Linked DNA regions of Homo sapiens: region 1 is linked to region 2. A link is a contact called in ENCODE Hi-C or POLR2A ChIA-PET data. All regions are on one chromosome and are shown on one strand. The core of a region is the stretch at or near the end of the contact, and the rest is flanking DNA. Distances in the headings are between cores, read along the strand shown. Region 1 has its middle 33 kb from the start of MDM1. Region 2 holds the start of CPSF6 (cleavage and polyadenylation specific factor 6).

The links. A loop is a pair of places that touch in the nucleus more often than their neighbours do. ChIA-PET counts read pairs that join two places held with the same protein, here RNA polymerase II (POLR2A). Pooled maps may share reads with other maps.
Region 1: a loop to region 2 is called in a pooled map, with 5 times the contacts of the local background. The contact joins the enhancer-like site here to the promoter of CPSF6 in region 2. A Hi-C loop is called at or near these places in 1 of 37 single-sample maps with no recorded cell type and 5 of 50 pooled maps. POLR2A ChIA-PET finds 5 or more read pairs at or near these places in 1 of 52 experiments (GM12878).

The regions. Positions count from the first base shown.
Region 1 is chr12:68,364,149-68,367,209 of GRCh38, reverse strand. No RefSeq gene overlaps it. Among named protein-coding and RNA genes, the nearest start is that of MDM1, 33 kb to the right of the region's middle. RefSeq lists enhancers at 1,464-1,985, 1,913-2,172, 1,986-2,508. Within about 2 kb of position 1,694, at least 39 of the 41 ENCODE cell types and tissues checked have a DNase peak (open chromatin) inside an H3K27ac peak, as active enhancers do; they include GM12878, where a contact is called at or near this core.
Region 2 is chr12:69,238,011-69,241,002 of GRCh38, reverse strand. CPSF6 (cleavage and polyadenylation specific factor 6) reads right to left here and starts at 1,434. Exons shown (of 10, transcript NM_007007.3): 1 at 1,297-1,434. The coding sequence starts at 1,356. RefSeq lists enhancers at 118-697, 698-1,278 and silencers at 742-961, 1,112-1,611.

The sequences.
Region 1 (3,061 bases), core at 445-2,944, 870 kb after region 2:
TAGCTTGCTTGGTATTGGTTTGTCAGGGCTGATTCATGGAAGCTAAACTCCTACCCTGTCAACCTGAAACCTGTAATTTTGTTTTTTCAAAACAACATTTTGATTTCTTACTGGTAAAAGTGAAATGTGTTTATTGTTAGAAATGTGACAAATAGTAGAGAAGCAGACAGAATAAAATAAGAACAGCCCATAATCTCATCATTCCTGGATAACTTTTAACATTTTGTTTATAGGTTTCATGCCTTCTGATGTAATTTATTTTATAAAAGGATCATTAGTTGCTTTATGGAGAACAGATTGTAGGCGGGCAGTGTGAATTCAGGGAGACTAACGGGGAGGCTCTCATAGAAGTCTGGGGGAGAGATGCTGGTGGCAGAGGAGTGGGCAGTGCTGATGAGGAGAGGGGCTGGATTTGGTGCATATTTTGAACATAGAGACAACAGGACTTGCTACTAATGGGTTGGATGTAAGGTATGAGAGAAGAAGGAAGGCATCAAGCATATGATGCCCTGGTTTCTAGTCCCATCTCTTGTGAAATGATGATCCATTTACTGAGATGGGAAACAATGAGACGGAAGCAGGTGTGTGTGTGTGTGTGAGGGGGAGGAGACAGCAATGGAAATCAAAAGTTCCATTTTGGATATAAGAAGGCCAAGTAAGAATTTCACACCTGAGTGAGGATTTCTAGTCGGGAGCTTAGGGGAAGAGGACAGGCAGGGAGATTTTATCTGGCGGATTATCAGCATAGAGAGGATGTAGGGGAGATGGTCTCAGGAGTGACATGTAGATGGCCAGGAGGTCTGAGGACAGAGGTTGAGCCCTCTAATATGGATTGGTTGGGAAGAGGAGAAGGATGCAATATGGGAGAACAAAGGAGCAGCCAGTGGACTAGGAAGAAAACTAGGAAAGAATGCAGTGATTGGAAACCAAGGGCAGAGGGTAGTTCAAGAGAAAGGAAGTGCTCCTTCTCTCTATGTACACAGAAACACTCACATGCATAGATACATATGCACACACATATTTTTATGTGAGACTATGCCCATTTTTATATAAATGTAGGGCTTTTCATTTATTATGGTGACTTTTTTATCCCCTTAAAAACCTTCCAAAAGATTATTTTGAATGGCTTTAAAGTAGTCTATACTTGTAGCTGTAACCTTAGAAGGAACAACCTTGTATATACATTTTATGTTTCTTTAAATTCTTGAAGTGGAATTACTGTGGATATGAAAACCTTTAAGGCTTTTGATATCTGTTGTCAAATTGCCTTTCAGAGAGGTTGTACCAAGGTTGTACACTCCACCAGCAGTCAACTGAAACCAAGCATTTGGCAAGCATTATTAGCATTAAAATTATATATATATGTGTGTGTGTATATATATATATAAAATTTTTAAATATATGTATAAAGATAATTGCACACACACATAAACACATATATATGGATATATATGTGTCTATATATGCCTGTGTATGTATATGTGTGTGTGCAATGCTATCTAGTTTTCTCCACTTGCATGACTTGGTTACTGGAGGTTGAACAAGTTTCAACATAAGGCTTCTTGTGTGCGGTCTGAGTGGTGAGCAAGTTGATCTGGCACCCACACCCCCTTAAGTATGAAAAAAATGAGTGTAAACATCCCCCAAGTCAGCCATTCAGGGCATGAGGGCTGCGGAGGAGGAGGAAAGCTGGTTCTGAGCTAGTTTCTCGGTGGGGGTGGAGTAGATCTTTGTCAGCAGTGAAGGAGCCGGTGTGGTTCCCACAGCTTGCAGTGCCTCCTCCCTTCCCGGCCAGACTTCCTGTGGGCCCAGCCTGGGAAAGGGCGTGGTCACCAAGAGGCAGAAGCAGCCCTCCTCAGCTGCACCAGCCCCGATGTGTTAGGTGGTGAAGTCTCTGTTGCCCTGTGAACCGCAGCCCACGTTGCCCAATTCAGCAACAAACACGAGCCATGGGGCCCAGGCCGACTGCCCCACATACAGTGTCCTTTCCTGCCTGGGTGGAGCCTTCTCGGTCTGAGAGGCCGGTCCTCTGCAGAGAGACCTTCGGAATCCTCCCTACGGCCTGGCTGGGCCTCTGTCCAGCTGAAGCGGAAAGACCCGGTGTGCTGTGAAACTGCAGCAGGGCAGCATCCGTCTGTTGGTCTGCGGCGTCGCAAAGGGCGATTGCACCACGTTGTTAGGCTGTGGATGTGGAAATCGACAATACTGAGGCGATAGAAATCTTAAAAGAATGTATGGGACATAAAGATAAGCCAAAAATGGGGATTGTGGCAATCTTGTGTGTAACATTTCTCATTTCATAACTGTGCCAGTCGCAATGTAACTCAAAGGAAAAAAGAAAGCACCACAACCCTTTGCTTTCTGGGTAGCACAGACACCTGTAATATTTTCTATGGTCGCCAAGGACGAATTCCTGACAGAGTGCAATTAGCACAGGTTCAGAGGCCTCAAGTCCAAAGGAAAGGATTCTGTGAGAAGTTAAAACTGCAAGATGAAAAATTTTCAGTAGAAATGGCGCTGATATTGAGTTTCTTCAGATGTTTTTCTTTTTGTATTTATAAAATATTTCCATTGTAAAGCATTCAATTAATGAAGAATGGTGTAAAGTAAAAGCTAGTCTTCTCTCAAGTCCCTCAAACCTCACTCCCACTTGCTAACAGTTTGGTACGTGTTTTCCAGTGCTTTTATTATGCAATTATGAACATTTATATGAGTATAGTACATAGCTCATGTATAGTCCGTTTATCAAGCTGCTAGCATGCAGTTAGTGTTCAATAATATATACCCACACATACAATTTAAAAACTGAAAATGAGATTATACTATGCAAATTCTGCAACTTGTTTTAAGTTTTATTTAAATGCAATTTCTCTTTGTCTTTTTGGCAGGTAGTTTAGTTTCATCTTTGCTTTATAAAGACAAAAAATCAAAAACTTTTTCCAGCCAAGGACTACCAGGTAGATGAATTTATTCGACTATTATTTGTTGCATGCCAAAGATGCATCAGGCATTGCTCAAGGAGCTGGGAATGAGTGAAATAACAATCCTCACCCTCATGGAA
Region 2 (2,992 bases), core at 185-2,684:
ACCACATTAGCCAGTAATATTTCATTAAACTTCTCATAGGGACCTGGGAAATACAAAAAAATAAGGCTTTTAGGAACATTGCAGTTAAGCACAATTTAATTGTTTTAAATGTGTTACTACATAAAATGCAGTAGATACGAACAGCAGGTTCAAACCTTAAACGTCACTAGCAACAAACGACATCTTTTGCAAGGATGCCCATTAACAGACATCACAGCCCCGCGTTACCTCTAAGCAACGTCGTTCAGGAAAACCTTGCATTCTCACTTTCGCTCAACCTTTCAAAAGGTAACACGGGGCCCGGGGGTGGGGGTGGGGGGATTTAACACTTTGTTTTCGAAAATAGGGTCTTATCTATAACTCTTTATTTTTAAACCACATCATAAGGATTTGGGGTGAACGTTCTTTCATTTTAATCACTATGAGATCTGTGGGTGAGCTAACATCTTTTTGTTCCATCCAACCATCGCGCTTCCAATTCTTCCTTTTGGTCCCCGGCCACTCATCTTCACAGGTATTTTCATCACAAAGGCCAACAACGACTGGGCTTCAAAGCACTGCAAGCCCTGGATTAATGAGGCAGGACCAGCGCACCGACTTTTATCTGTGGCTCCAAAAGTCAAAGGACTTGTTGCAAATGAGCCCGCACCTCAGTCGCCTTCAGAAAGTGTGAGGGGAGGAGGAAGGCGCCACGCCGAAACCTGTCGCAAACCCGAGAAGGAGAGCCCCGGGGACTGGGCGCGCGGGATACAAAGGGCCGTGAACGCGGCCTTCCATGAGGCGACAGTGCGCGGGCAGGGAGACAAAATGGAGCGATGGGAGGAATCGGAGCCCGAGCGGCAGCGGCGGGGAAGGGGCGGCGGCGGCGGGCACGCGCCCCGCCAGGGCTTCCTCCTCCGACCAGCGACGGGGGAGGGGGCGCGGCGGCGGCCAGTTCTCTCCGCCGCTTACACGCGGCCCCACCGCCCGGGCCTAGCGCGGCGGGAAGCGCCAGCCGGGTGCCGCCAACAATAGGGAGCGAGGCAGCGCCGGCGAGGGAGGAGCCGGCGGCAGCTGCACAGCGGCCCGCGTCCGCGCTCCGGGCCCCGCGGCGACTCGCCGCGCCCGCGGCCCGTGAAACGACGCGGTAGAACGAGGGGCGGGGGGGCGCCACGCCAGGGGTCGGCGGCGCGGCCCAGAGGCGGCAAGGGCGCACACTCTGCAGTCGCTTCGGCTCGCGGCCGCAGCGGGCCCCGGGTCAGCTTCCCGGCCGCAGCGCCGCCCGCGTCGGCGGCGGGGACCTGGGCTCTCACGTACCTGGTTGAACTCTTCGCCGACATCCGCGTAAATGTCTATGTGGTCCACGCCGTCCGCCATCTTCCTTCAGCCTCGGCCGCCGCCGCCGCCGCCGCCTCCTGCAGGTCTGCCCGCCGCGGCAGCAGCAGCGGATCTAGCGGCGGTGGGGGGGCGCTTGCGTCACTTCCGAGGCCCGAGGGAGGGAGGCGCGGGCGACAGGGGCCGGCCGGGGGCGGGGACTCTGCAGCCCAGCCGCTCTGCTGGCTGAGGAAAGGCTGCGCCTCTGAGGGCAGAGGACGTTTCTTTTGTGTCTGGGTGAGGCCCGGGAGTGGGGGCCAATTTTTTTGTCCTACTCGCGCATCCAGCTTAGCAGTGGGTCCCACCTGTTTCCACACACCGTCTTTTCACGTGGCCTCTGGCATACTCAGACGTTTTGTTAATATTTTCATTTATCCGTTGTTCTTATCTTTCTCACATCCAGGACTTTTAAAGGTGGAAGTTATATGTCCGTGCTTAAATGCAAAGTGTAACCCCCGGGCATTCTGTGAACGGCTTAAGACCAAAAACAATGTCTTGTTTCTGCATCCTCAGAGACCAGCAGAGTTTTATTTGCATCGTAAACGCTAGATACCCGTCAGTGGTTATCTTTGCATGCTGTTTATGTTGCCATTTCCATCTCTAATCTTCGTGGGCTTCTTTCCCCCCCACCTTCCTCTCGCATTCATTGCCATTCATTTTTTCTTCCTTAGATCTACAGTAGGTTGTCTCTGGCGTAGTTCAGATGCTTCTAACATGAATGCAGTCATCTTAGAGCACACCCAAGAGAGTGGAGGTATCTTGAGGCCAGGGGGGCTTCTCTCTCAGAATCCTAGAATGTCCCAACGGGAAGGGAACTGGAAAGGTGTCCTTAGGTCTAAACATCTCATTTTACAGAAGAGAAGACTGAGGCCTAATAGAACCTAAGTGATTTAACCAGGTCACATGGTCAATAAAGGTAGGAACATTCAGCCACGATACTTTACTCAAAGATGTCTCTCCAGTTTGAAACTTTCCCCTCCATTCTTAATTTCTTTTTCACTCATTAAAAAATATACTGTAGTAGAGCGTGTTTCCTGAGAAACTGGCCAGAAATCATTCATAGAATAACCCAAACAACATCTGTAAGGTTGGGCATCTCTAATCCAAAAATTTGAAATGCTCCAAAATCTGAAACTTTTTGCGCACTGACATGATGCCACAAGTGGAAAATTCCACACCTGATCTTATTTGCCAGGTCGCAGTCAAAAATGCAATCAAAACTTTTTTTCATGCACAAAATAACTAAAAGTATTGTATGAAATAATCTTCAGGCTGTGTGTATAAGGTATATGTGAAACATAAATGAATTTCGTTTAGGCTTGGGTCCCATCTCCTGGATAATTTATGTATATGCAAATATTCCAAAATCCCCTCAAATCCAAGCATTTTTGCATAAAAAAGACTCAATCTGCACTTGGTATGGTGGAAAAAGCATGGTTGCAGTCCTGGAGGCCAGTCTGGTGATCTGGGTACCCATTTCTAATCAGACATTTTATCAGCTAGATGACCTCAGTCAAGTTTTCAACTCTCATATTCAATCTCAGAATCTTTAAAATCCAAGCAATAATATCTACCTCACCAAGGTTGAAGGTTGGTGATACTTTAAATGAGTTAATATGAGTTAATATGCAAAGTGTCC